Regions from separate parts of the Mus musculus genome. Here region 2 is linked to region 1. The links are chromatin contacts, found by Hi-C or POLR2A ChIA-PET in ENCODE. All regions are on one chromosome and are shown on one strand. Each heading gives the region's core, a stretch centred on a gene start or an enhancer-like site at or near the end of the contact. The rest is flanking DNA. Distances are from core to core; before and after follow the strand shown. Region 1 holds the start of Mgat2 (mannoside acetylglucosaminyltransferase 2). Region 2 holds the start of Pole2 (polymerase (DNA directed), epsilon 2 (p59 subunit)).

What was found. Hi-C counts contacts between places; a loop is a spot of excess contacts on that map. ChIA-PET counts read pairs that join two places held with the same protein, here RNA polymerase II (POLR2A).
Region 2: a loop to region 1 is called in a map of heart, with 1.9 times the contacts of the local background. The contact joins the promoter of Pole2 here to the promoter of Mgat2 in region 1. A Hi-C loop is called at or near these places in 1 of 37 maps with a recorded cell type or tissue (heart). POLR2A ChIA-PET finds 5 or more read pairs at or near these places in 2 of 5 experiments (Patski and embryonic stem cell).

What each region holds. Positions count from the first base shown.
Region 1 is chr12:69,180,510-69,186,850 of GRCm38, forward strand. It overlaps Mgat2 (mannoside acetylglucosaminyltransferase 2), which reads left to right and starts at 3,649. Exons shown (of 1, transcript NM_146035.2): 1 at 3,649-6,264. The coding sequence starts at 4,145. The coding sequence ends at 5,473. Rpl36al (ribosomal protein L36A-like) reads right to left here and starts at 3,558. Exons shown (of 2, transcript NM_025589.4): 1 at 3,474-3,558; 2 at 2,225-2,656. The coding sequence starts at 2,627. The coding sequence ends at 2,307.
Region 2 is chr12:69,225,281-69,231,621 of GRCm38, forward strand. Pole2 (polymerase (DNA directed), epsilon 2 (p59 subunit)) reads right to left here and starts at 2,910. Exons shown (of 19, transcript NM_011133.2): 1 at 2,817-2,910; 2 at 1,058-1,158. The coding sequence starts at 2,884. It also overlaps a transcript of Klhdc1 not described here.

The DNA of each region.
Region 1 (6,341 bases), core at 2,399-4,898:
CAAAAATCCAACTCTTCTTGCCTTTAATCCCAGCACTTGAGAGGCAGAGGCAGGCGGATTTTTTTTTTTTTTTTTTGGCTTTATTGAATTATCTTAAATGTTCCATGTTATGAACAGTGTTAAGCTCCATTGTGCTTCTGTTTTGATGTGTGATGTGTCCTTGTGGTTTAAGGTAGTGACTGAGTTTTGTCCGTATCAGGACTAGTGGCTTTCTACTGAAGAACGTAGAGAAACTGAAGGCCAGACCAAGCAGGGACTTTGTTTAAACTTCCCATTTTCCCTTAGAACTCTTAGGTTTTACTTCTAAATATGTGTATAATTTTTATAAGGTGTTCATATTTCTCATGTTTATTACATATTTTGTGTGGTGTGTCCACATCAGGACATGCAGTGTTTATCTTGTAAATTCTAAGTTCCCAAATTTACAGTTGTTACACATGTCATGAAAGTGAAGTAGCCTGGCATGGTGGTGCACACCTTTAATCCCAGCACTCAGGATGCAGGGGTAGGCGGATTTCTGAGTTCAAGGCCAGCCTGGTCTACAAAGTGAGTTCCAGGACAGCCAGGGCTACACAGAGAGACCCTGTACTGATTGTGTTGAGGATCTAGGGGGAAGGAGTATTTGTCACTAAATATTCTACCCCCCTCCCCCAAACCATAAAGTCATGGTGTGATGCACATTTAATTCTAGCATTTGGGAGGCAGAGGCAGGCGGGTCTCTGAGTTGGAGGCTTGCCTGTTTTGCATGATGAGTTCCAGGTCTGAGAGTGAATAGGTTTGGAGGAACAGAGGTGTTAGCGTGTGGCTGTTCAGCCTGGAAAGGAGAACCAGATTTCACCTATAATTCATTTTACTACAACTTTATCATTTCCAACTTTTTTCCTTTTTTAAAGATTCAAACATTGGTATTAAGCATTAGAACACTTTTTTTTTTTTCTGGTTTTTCAGGACAAGGCTTCTCTGTATAGCATTTAGTTCCTGGAACTTACTTTCTAGACTAGGCTGGCCTTGAACTCCTGCATCTGTCTCCCAAGTGCTGGGATTAAAGGTGTATGCCACCACTGCCCAGCAGCATTAGAACACTTTTATTAGAACTTTATTCAAGGGGTAAGACATAGTGGTCTACCTTAAAGGAGGCAGAGGGAGGTTAATCTCTGAATTTGAGGCCAGTCTGGTCTACATACTTCCAGGACAGCCAAAGCTAGAAACCCTGTCTCCCCAAAATTTTATTTCTTAACTAGATAATGATGGTATAGGTCTGTAACAGGACTTCCCTAGTATATACAGGACCCTAAGTTTGACTCCTAGCAGTACCACCAATGAAAAAGCTTGCTTTCTTAATTATCTTTACATAGGAGTAAACTTTCTACATAGGAGTTTTAGATAAACATGTTAGATCCCCTGTAATTATACTTACAGACAATTGGAAGCCACGTAGATGCTGGGGATGTTTTGCAAAAAGAGCAGCCATGGGCTGTAGAAATGGCTTATCTGGTAAGGAGCACTGGCTGTTCTTCCAGAGGACCCAGGTTTAATTGGAGCACCCACGTGGCAGCTCACAACTAACGCCAGTTCTAGACCTGATACCCTCACACATGTACACTTCTAGGCAAAGAGTCAATTCACGTGTAAGATTAAAAAAAAAAAAAAAGACAGCCAGGGTTAATAAGCCATCTCTCCAGTCTTAATTATTCTTTACCCCACCCACCAATGAGTCATTTAAATTCAAATTTTATTCCCCTCCTCCCTTTTATGGAATTTTTTTGAATGAGTTACCAAACATGTATCACTGTCCATGGTAAATTAGCCAACATCAACAAGTCTGAAAATATAATGAACAATTATTAAATAATAATTTTCATATAAATTGAAAATACCTAATCAAGTGACCAATTTAATGTTAGTCTCCAAGCCATTCTGAGTGGAAGGATGAAACCTTTGTCAGCAGATCTGGGGAATGAATTCTATGACCATCACATATGTTCTGTGCCCATTATTCTGTAGCTACTGCTTATCTGTATGACTTCTTGTAGGGCACTTAGTACACACTTTGCCTAGCATGCAGAAAGCACTGGGTTCAACCCAACACAGCACCTTAGAAATAGGATATGGTGCAATTCTGTACTTCTAGTATTTAGGAGGCAGAGGTAGACCCAGACTCAAATTATGTTTGAAAACAAAACCCCCTAAATATGCAATCCTACTGAGAATCAAAACACAAGGCTTGGTATCATTAACAGTAACTTTATTCTCTAGCAGGTCATTTCTCTACTGCTTCAGTATTTTCCTCTCAGAGAACACAAGTTTTAGAACTGGATCACTTGGCCCTTCCTCTTCTTGTCGCCTCCCAGTTCAAAATGCTTGCATCTCTTAATGGCCAGCATCCTCTTGGATCTGCAGTTGGGCTCAACACACTCAAGCCTGAGCACAATCTTCTTTGTGGTTTTGGCCTTCTTTCGAAAGATTGGCTTTGTCTGCCCACCGTAGCCACTCTGCTTGCGATCGTAGCGCCGCTTTCCTTGGGCATACAGGGAATCCTTGCCCTTCTTATACTGGGTCACTTTGTGAGGCTGATGCTTGCCACATTTCTTACAGAAAGTCCTTCGGGTTTTTGGTACGTTGACCATGTTTGCAGTAGAAGTGTCTGCGATGAGAACTGTAAGAAAGTTTCAGACATTAAAGATCTTCAAACTCGAAAGTTTTAAACAGGTATAATTTGTAGGAACATATAAAAAAAAAACAGTAATGTTCGAAAATTTGTGAACCCACCAAGTACTCATTTCCCACGTGAATAAAAGGCCAACACGCAGCTGAGTGGATGAGCACTGGCTTAAACACCGGGGTTCAATCCTTACCACTTCAAGCCTATAGAAAAACTGTTTTTTGTTTTTTTAAACTAAAACGAGGCATTAACAGTTAAAAACTCAGACCTGATGGAGTGTGTCCTGGGAGGCTGAGGCAGAGGATTGCTAGTTGAGGTCTGCCTTAGCGTCCAAAGGAACTGACACTTGGAGTGGCCATTACAGTTCTCCCCAAACCAGCGTCCAATTTCTTAGGTCTCACTGCAAGGACAACGCAGTGGCGTCCGGGTAGAGAAGTTTTGCTCGGACTACCCCACAGCAATTCCCTCCGTTTTCTAGCTACGAATGGCTTACAACGAAATATAGTCGTTTCTGCAACAACCGGGCTCGTTCCTTCCCCCCAGCCACGTCAGTCTGTTTTGGCTTCACCCCCTCTAAAGCACCGTCACTCTCCAGCGGGCCCGAAGGCTGACGTGTCGTTAGCAGCCAGCACGCCTCGCCGCCCGGGAGCCGCCATGCTGGAGCGGTCTCTTCCGAGAGAGCCGCGGGCTGACCTCAAGCCGCGGCGGGCAGCACCTGCCCCTTTCCGACGCCTCAAAGAGCTAGGTCGGCTCCGGCTTCCAGGCGACCGCGGTCCCCAAGGAAGCAGCTACCGCTCTGCTCCAGACTTACCGAGAGACCGGCCGCCGCGATCCCCGACTCAACCGCACGCGCCGAACAGGAAAGGGACGAACAGAGCGGAAGTCGGAACTGAACCTGAGCGACGGGAATGCGAACCAATAAGCAGCGGCCTCCTCCGGAGGCTTCTGAGAAGCGCCAATCAGCGCCCGGCGGGGCGGGGCGGGGCGGAGGGTGTGGGCCGGAGGGCCCGGGCGCTCGCAGGCCAGTCGCGGCTTGTCAGAGCGGTCGCTGCCGGAGCGGGGCGAGGCTGCGGCGTTCGGTGTCGCCGTTCCGCCGTGCGAGCAAGGATGAGCGCGCAGAGGACGCAGAGCCACGGGCAGCGCAGGTAAAGGAATCACGGTGTCGGCGACCGCGGCGGGGCTTCTTCCGGGACCCCCGGGTGCTGAATGGAGAGGACCGAGGCGACGTTGAGCCGCGGCTCGTAGCGGCGGGGCGGCTGCCGGAGCTGCAACTGCCAGAGAGGATGCGCGGAGCCCGGGCGGCGCGAGGCAGTTGAGAGCCTTCGGGCCCCAGGACGCCGGAGCCCGGGATGAGTTAGCGAGGGCCGCCGCGGGGGCCAGTTCCTAGGGCTGCAGGCCAAGGCGACGGCGCCGCCCGCCCGCCCCTTCCGTGCAGAGGCCGCCAGCTTCTTTTCCGCGCCCGCGCTCCGGGCCCTGGAGACCATGAGGTTCCGCATCTACAAACGGAAGGTGCTAATCCTGACGCTCGTGGTGGCCGCCTGCGGCTTCGTCCTCTGGAGTAGCAATGGGCGACAAAGGAAGAGCGACGCCCTTGGCCCGCCGCTGCTGGACGCGGAGCCCGTACGGGGTGCGGGCCACCTTGCTGTGTCCGTAGGCATCCGCAGGGTCTCAAACGAATCGGCCGCTCCTCTGGTTCCCGCGGTCCCGCGGCCGGAGGTGGACAACCTAACGCTGCGGTACCGGTCCCTGGTGTACCAGTTGAACTTCGATCAGATGCTGAGGAACGTCGGTAATGACGGCACCTGGAGCCCCGGGGAGCTGGTGCTGGTGGTCCAGGTGCATAACAGGCCGGAATACCTCAGGTTGCTGATAGACTCGCTTCGCAAAGCCCAGGGTATTCAGGAAGTCCTAGTCATCTTTAGCCATGACTTCTGGTCCGCAGAGATCAACAGTCTGATCTCCAGGGTGGATTTCTGCCCGGTTCTGCAAGTGTTCTTTCCGTTCAGCATTCAGCTGTACCCGAATGAGTTTCCGGGTAGTGACCCTAGAGATTGCCCCAGAGACCTAAAGAAGAATGCAGCTCTGAAGTTGGGGTGCATCAATGCCGAATACCCTGACTCCTTCGGCCATTACAGAGAGGCCAAGTTCTCACAAACCAAACACCATTGGTGGTGGAAGCTGCATTTTGTATGGGAAAGAGTCAAAGTTCTTCAAGATTACACTGGCCTTATACTCTTCCTGGAAGAGGACCACTACTTAGCCCCAGACTTTTACCATGTCTTCAAAAAGATGTGGAAACTGAAGCAGCAGGAGTGTCCTGGGTGTGACGTCCTCTCTCTAGGGACCTACACCACCATTCGGAGTTTCTATGGCATTGCTGACAAAGTAGATGTGAAAACTTGGAAATCGACAGAGCACAACATGGGGCTAGCCTTGACCCGAGATGCATATCAGAAGCTTATCGAATGCACGGACACTTTCTGTACTTACGATGATTATAACTGGGACTGGACTCTTCAGTATTTGACTCTAGCTTGTCTTCCTAAAATCTGGAAAGTCTTAGTTCCTCAGGCTCCTAGGATTTTTCATGCTGGAGACTGTGGTATGCATCACAAGAAAACATGTAGGCCATCCACCCAGAGTGCCCAAATTGAGTCATTATTAAATAGCAACAAACAATACCTGTTTCCGGAAACTCTAGTTATCGGTGAGAAGTTTCCTATGGCAGCCATTTCCCCACCTAGGAAAAATGGAGGGTGGGGAGATATTAGGGACCATGAACTCTGTAAAAGTTATAGAAGACTGCAGTGAGGAAAAAAAATATCACAATTGCAAAAGCAAAAGTGACAGTCTTCTATTTTTTATATTTGTCTCAATGGGATATACAATTGAATAAAGGTATAGGAACCGGCCTCTGCTTTAATACATAAACTTCTTGTAAAAGGTGTCCAGATACATAGCAATCCTTTCCAGTTAGGACTGATTAAAATTTCAAACTGAAATTTTCATTTTGGGACTGGGTTTTAAAATTCAGTCTATCTGCTTAAAAGTAATGATTAGATTATTGATAAAAAAAGAAAGGGGAAATTTTATTTAAATCACATCTGTTAATCTTTTTATCTAAAACTTTGTATACTTTTCCACTTTCAAAAGTTATTTTAAGTATATCAAGATTTATTTAAAACTGTCAACAACAGTAAAAAGTATTACAATGAAATCACTAGAGTATTTCTGGGACAGACCCAGTTTCACTATTGACACAGTTATTAGAAAGGAATCCTTTGGTTCAATAACTCAGAAGTTTTAAGTTTGTTAAGCATCCTGTCGGAAGAGTCATTTTCAGTATTACTGATTCCTGTGCTATTGTGTTAAGATTTGCCTGTGCTTTCAACATACATATTACATGATTTCCTTTGGAATGTATTTGATTAATAAGGAAGTTAAAGCAATGTTTTCACCTCAATGTAGAAATACAGTGGTTTTGATTTTTTTCTTCTTAGTGCTGCCAAAATAAAATACTCATTTTTGCATAAAATTCCCTAATCATTTTGCAGAATCTTCTATTTGTATCAATAAAGGCATTCTAGGAGTTTTGAGAATGAGCATCACATCTTAATATTTTCTAGCTATACATTGTATGAGCTTAAAGGAAGCCTGTTCATGACAGTGCATTCTCTTA
Region 2 (6,341 bases), core at 1,660-4,159, 44 kb after region 1:
ATTTTATGTATATGAGTACACTGTAGCTGTACAGATGACTGTGAGCCTTCATGTGGTTGTTGGAGATTTAATTTTTAGGACATCTGCTTGCTCCGGTCAACTCTGCTCGCTCAGTCCCTGCTTGCTCTGGCCCAAAGCTTCATTTATTATTATATATAAGTACACTGTAGCTGACTTCTGACACACCAAAAGAGGGCGTCAGATCTCATTACAGATGGTTGGGAGCCACCATGTGTTTGCTGGGATTTGAACTCAGGACCGGAAAAGCAGTCAATGCTCTTACCCACTGAGCCATCTCAACAGCCCGGACCACATGAATTTTAACATCACTGAAGATGCTAGCTAGCATCCATCCCACATGTCAGATTGGGCTAAAACTCCTATTCTGTTGGCGGTAGAAACATTGGTTCGCTTCTCCTTGTTAGGCAGTGCCTGTGGTGGTAGCTGATGAAGAATTTAACTGGCAGAGCAGGAGATTTAGGCCTTCTTACTTTCCTCTTATTCCCTCAAACACTTAAGACTATCTAACTTGATAAGACAGTCACAGGTTTAGAGAGCAAAACAAGACACCATGAGGGATCAGATCAGGGCCAATGGCACAGCTCAGCCGGTGAAAGCACTTGCCACAGAATTCTGGTGACACGAGCTTGGTCTTCAGACCCACATGGTAGAAGGAGAGAACCTGCTGCAAAGCTGTCCTCTGACCTCCACATACGGACACAGAGCACACGTGTATACACACATGCAAAATAACAATAGCAATAACAGTAATCATATACAAGAACAGCAACATAACTCTTTAAAGGGCAAGATCAAGTGCAACAGTTAAGTATAGAAAAGATGCGGCGGTAACTCCACCTGTCCAGGCAGGAGCCTGGGAACCAAGGACCAGGATATCCTGAGGTCCCAACTGAACCAACCCTTTGGGAAAAGACACTACTGTGCGACTCTCGGAACTCTGCACTGTGCTAATAATGGAGCCTCGGTATCCTTTTAAATGTAAATCAGAGGACACAAAGCTATAACAATTTAAGCATCATCAGGAAATGTTACTTACAGGGCTGCTTTTCAACTGCATCGATGATCTTTCCTAGGTTCTCCTCTAGCTCCAATTCAGTGACAGACTGGAGAGCTTCAGTCAGATACTTGGTGGCTTCACTAGTGACAGAAAGAAAAGATGAGACCAAGAATTTCTCGGGGGCGGAGGGTGGGGTAGGGGGAAACTTTTACTTAAATCTTATACAACTCAAGCTTTATAAAAAGCTAACATAACAGAAAACTCATATCTCCCTCTAAAACCTCAAGTAGCCCTCTAAAGTATCAAGGCTTGAAACAGTTCATTAAAAAAATAAGTGAACAGGTAAAATAACAACAAACCCCTGCAGCAGGTCTTGGTAAAACACCTTTTTAAAAAAAATCTAAATTGGGCTGGAGAGATGGCTCAGTGGCTAAGAGCACAGACTGCTCTTCTGAAGGTCCTGAGTTCAAATCCCAGCAACCACATGGTGGCTAACAGCCATCCGCAATGAGATCTGATGCCCTCTTCTGGTGTGTCTGAAGACAACTACAGTGTACTTAGATATAATAATAAATAAATCGTTTTTAAAAAAATCTAAATGAGATGGGTACACTGGACATGTGAGATGACCCTGTCCTGACTGGAGTGTATGAGACTCAAAGCCGAAACTCTGAGTTAAGTTTTTGTTTGATTTTCTAGACAGAGTTTCTCTGCATAGCCCTGGCTGTCCTGGAACTCACAGAGATTCACCTGCCTCTGCCTCCAGAGTGCTGGGATTAAAGTTGTGCTGGATAGCTGGCCCACAGTGAATGCAGGCATGAGTGCCATTGAGTCTCTAAATCAGAGGGTAATCTACTACACAGCACTAGATAACACACTGTCTTCCCACAGGAAAAGTCCCATGGCGTTTAATTCCACACACGGTGCTTTGAGGCTAAAAGACTTGAGTGTATATCTCAATGAATCAATTAATGAGCTTCCAACAGCTTTATAATAGTACATTTTAAGGGAAAGGAAAGGAAAAGCTATTGCTCAATTAATCCTCTCTCCAAATGTCAGGAATTAACCAAATTAAATTCATCACTTTCTCCCTGGGTAGACCCAGGTTGACCCTTGGACACTCCTGGGCAAAACGTAAAGCTAAAAGGTTCATAAAGTTCACAGTTACGAAAACAAAACATTCACACTCTGACTCAGAAAGCTATACGGATCTCAGCAGGTACTTAAACGGAAAGTGTATTATAAAATGTAAATTGTAATATGAGATTTCTTGGATATGTTCATTTTTAAAGACTGAAAAGACACACTACAGCCAGGAAAACCTCCTTTGGGGGCAAATTGTAAACTAGGAAATCTAAAAAAGCCAAACTAAAAACACGTTTAAAATCTATCCAAATTTTACTTCTCCAGGCAATAATGAAAATTCCACACAGAGACGGGTTTGGAAGACTCATACTCTACAATATAAATCGCCAACAGACACGCATATGGATTCACCCATGTCTCTCCTTCTCTGACACGTCTCTCTGTAACTTCCAGAAGTAACACTGTAATGATTCCCATTCTGCAGAGGCGGGGACCTCCGTTGATCAGAAGCCAGCACGCCCCCAACTTCCCCGCTCAGTTCGGCGTCAGCGCGCAGCTCCGCCCAGCCTGGAAGTAACATTCGCACCCGGCGCCAGGATCGCGGAAACCCAGGTAGGCTCTGCAGCCTCAAATGCACCGGAGAGACATCGCCTCTTATGACAGAATGTTCTAGATAGGGCATTGCGGCGGGTCAGGTTACCTCGAGACTCACCTCCTGAGCAGCAAGCCCCGCAGCTTGAAAGCTGAGACCGTGCGGCTCCGCAGCCGCTCCGGCGCCATGTTCGCGATTTGGCGCCACCGCCGACGCCCCGCCCCCTCCTGGAATAGACACACCCCTTGTCCCGCCCTTATATTCTTGGGCTGGTGAAATGGATTTTTTTGGCCTTACTAACTGCAGGGCCTCTGGGAATCTCAGACCCTGCCTAGGGAGTGAAGTAGGAGTGGTCAGAGTGGGAACAAGCTTCCTTTATCCCAAAAGCATTTTCTGAACACTCAGCTTCCCGGACACTCAGCTACCCTCTTCTACTCTGACTCTACCCAAGCTTCCTGCACCCAGAGTCTTCCCTTCCAGGGCTATGAGAGTTGTAGAGCCGTTGTTTCCCGGTTCTACACATGCTCAGGAAATACTGTGTTTTCACCGTTTTCGATCACTCCCATCCGACCAGTTTTAGTTGAGGGCCTCTCCACGATCCGCTGTCATCATTTAGCAGTCCCACTTTTTTCATGACATACCTTCTTTTTTTTTTTTTTTACTGGTGGAGTAACAAACCCAAGATTATAAATGGTTGGTATGAGGTGAATTGCCAGTGCGGTGGAGCTGCTCTTGAATCGTTATTCTCAGTCCTACAAGTAGACTCAGTAGAGCACATCTTAAAATGTTCCCTCTTGCTGAGTGTGATGGCACATGCCTTTAATCCAAGAACTCAGAAGGCAGAGGCAGGGGGATCTCTGTAAACACCTGGGCAACTTGTTCTAGAGAATGAGTTCCAGACCAGTCAGTGAATCACAGTGAGACCTTATATAAAAATCCATCCATCCATCCATCACACACACACACACACAAACGCACACACACACATATACTTGTGCTGTTGAGATGAATAATCAATTGGCTGTTTATAAATAAGCATGCAACTTTACAGGACACAAGAAAGCTCTGGGCATAAGACCACAGATCTATAATCCCAGGCCTCAGAACGGGGAGGTGCAAGGATTCAGGAGGCAAAGGCCATCTTTGATGTCACAGCAAGTTCAAAGCAAGCCTAAGATACCTGAGGCTTAGTGGGAGTGGGAGAGGCAAATAAGCCAAAAACTTGAATGATTTCTACAACGGTATAAGCAATTATCTCTGGGGCGTATATTTAAGATCTTTCTGAAAAGGAAAACAGTAAAAAGAATGCATGTGTATATTTGCTTGATTTTGCATTTCAAAACTTTTGAAAAGTTAAACTAGACAACAAAGAGAGATCCCAGCTGTGGTGGTTTGAATAAAAATGTCTCCCGTAGGCTCTGGTGTGTAAACACTTGGTTCCCAGTTGGTGGCGCTGTTTGGAGAGATTCAGGTGGTGCAGTTGTGCTGGAGCAGCTGTGGTGGCTTGAATATGCTTAGCCCAGGAAGGGGCACTATTAGGAGGTGTGGCCTTGTTGGACTATAGGTATGGCCTTGTTGGAGGAAGTGTGTCACTGTGTGGGTGGGCAATGAGACCCTTTTAGCTCCCTGGAAGCCAGTCTTCTATTTGTTTTCAGAACAAGATGTAGAACCCTCAGCTCCTCCTGTCCCATGCCTGCTTGCACACTGCTATGCTCCTGCTTTGATGATAATGGACTGAACCTCTGAACCTGTAAGCCAGCTCCAATTAAATGTTGTCCTTACAAGAGTTGCCTAGGTCATGGTGTCTGTTCTCAGCGGTAAAACTCTAACTCAGACAGTAGGCTTTGAGATTGTATAGCATCACCCCACTTCCAGCTCTTTTTCTCTGCTTTGTGCTTGCATTTGAAGACAGGAGCTCTCAGCTTCCTGATTCTGCCATTTGTTGCCATGACTCCATAAGTAAAAGTGCTTGCCATGCAAGCCTGAGGACCTGAGTTCTAATCCCCAGAGCCTACATAATTCCAGATGTGGTGCTGAGAATCATCAATCCCAGCATTCCTATAGCCTAATAGAAGACAGAGACAGCAGGAATTTTGGAAGCTCATGGGCCAGCAACAGTGAAAAACTAAGAGACCCTGTCTGAACTGAATCGAGGTAGACGACAAGGAAAGACTCCAGTGTGTCCTCTGACCTCCACATGTATGCTGTACTGGCACATACAACACACATACACACACACACACACACACACACACACTTAAAAAGATTAAACTTAGCCGGGCGGTGGTATACACACCTTTAATTCCAGCACTCGGGAGGCAGAGGCAGGCGGATTTCTGAATTCGAGGCTAGCCTGGTCTACAAAGTGAGTTCCAGGACAGCCAAGGCTATACAGAGAAACCCTGTCTCAAAAAGCCAAAAAAAAAAAAAAAAGATTAAACTTGTCCTGGGTGGCGATTATGCCCCGCTCTCTCGGGGGTATAGTATATGCATTTCTCCACTGCAAGAGTATGTCCTGGGTGAGCATATTACTTGGACATACCCTGCACACCAGCATTGGAGAGCTGTACTGAGAGTGCAAACTGTAAAGGTGGTCCTAGGTGCTTAGGTGAGACAGGAGCCTGTAAAGCTGCCTATCTTGACCTGGTCTATGAACGTCAAACAGTACAGACTGCCCAGGGGCTACGATGAAATCACAGAACCCTTTAAACAGCTAGACGGGGTAAAGATCAAGATGGCTCCTGGAGAGTGAGAGTGGATTCTAGAGAATTGAGTAGAAGTGACCATTGTACCCCACATCGCTCTTTTGACATAGTAGTTGGTACGTGCTGGTATCTCTCTGTATTGCAGTTGACCTTGCTAATACCCTTTTCAGTAGTCCTTTAGCTTGTGGATCCCAAGGCCAATTGACATTCACTGGTATGAAGGATAGTTCACCTCCAGATATCTCCACCAAGGTTATCTATCACCTTAAGAACAGTAAAGACAGATAACCAAAGTGCAGAGATGTCATGGTGACCCAGAGCCTTGCTTTGTTATCGTGCCTATTTCCACTAAAAAGTTTTCATTATATAGATGAAGTGATGCAAAAAAAATCACTGTTTTACAGCTTTATAAAAGCACCTGAGAGGCTGAGTGGTGGCTCAGTTGATAAACTACCCACCACGCAAACATGAAGACCTGAGTTCTGATCTCTAGCACCCACATCAAAGTTTGGGCGTGGTGGCATACCTGTAGTCCTAGCACTGGGGTGAGGCAGAGACAGATGGATTCTCAGGACTAGCTGGACACACTGACTAATGCACACACCCATCTGTGTATTTGCCAGAGGCCAGTTCCAGCATTCTTGTTCTCTCCTGAAGGTAGCTAAGGGGAAAAAGTGTAGGCAGGGGAGGGGGACAAGACAGTCTTGCAAGATATTAGGTTTGCTTTTATTATAATATAACATTTATTTTTCTTAGTTCTAACTTACTTTTGCAATGGTAGCTGACCCACTGTGTACTCATATAAATAAATAAATAAACAAACAAACAAACAAACAAACCTTTAAAAAAGAAATAAGAAATCATCTATTTGTCTATATAGCGTCACTACAAGACAGTATATCTTCATTGATCTACAAAAATCTGCTTAAAAGGGTGGGCT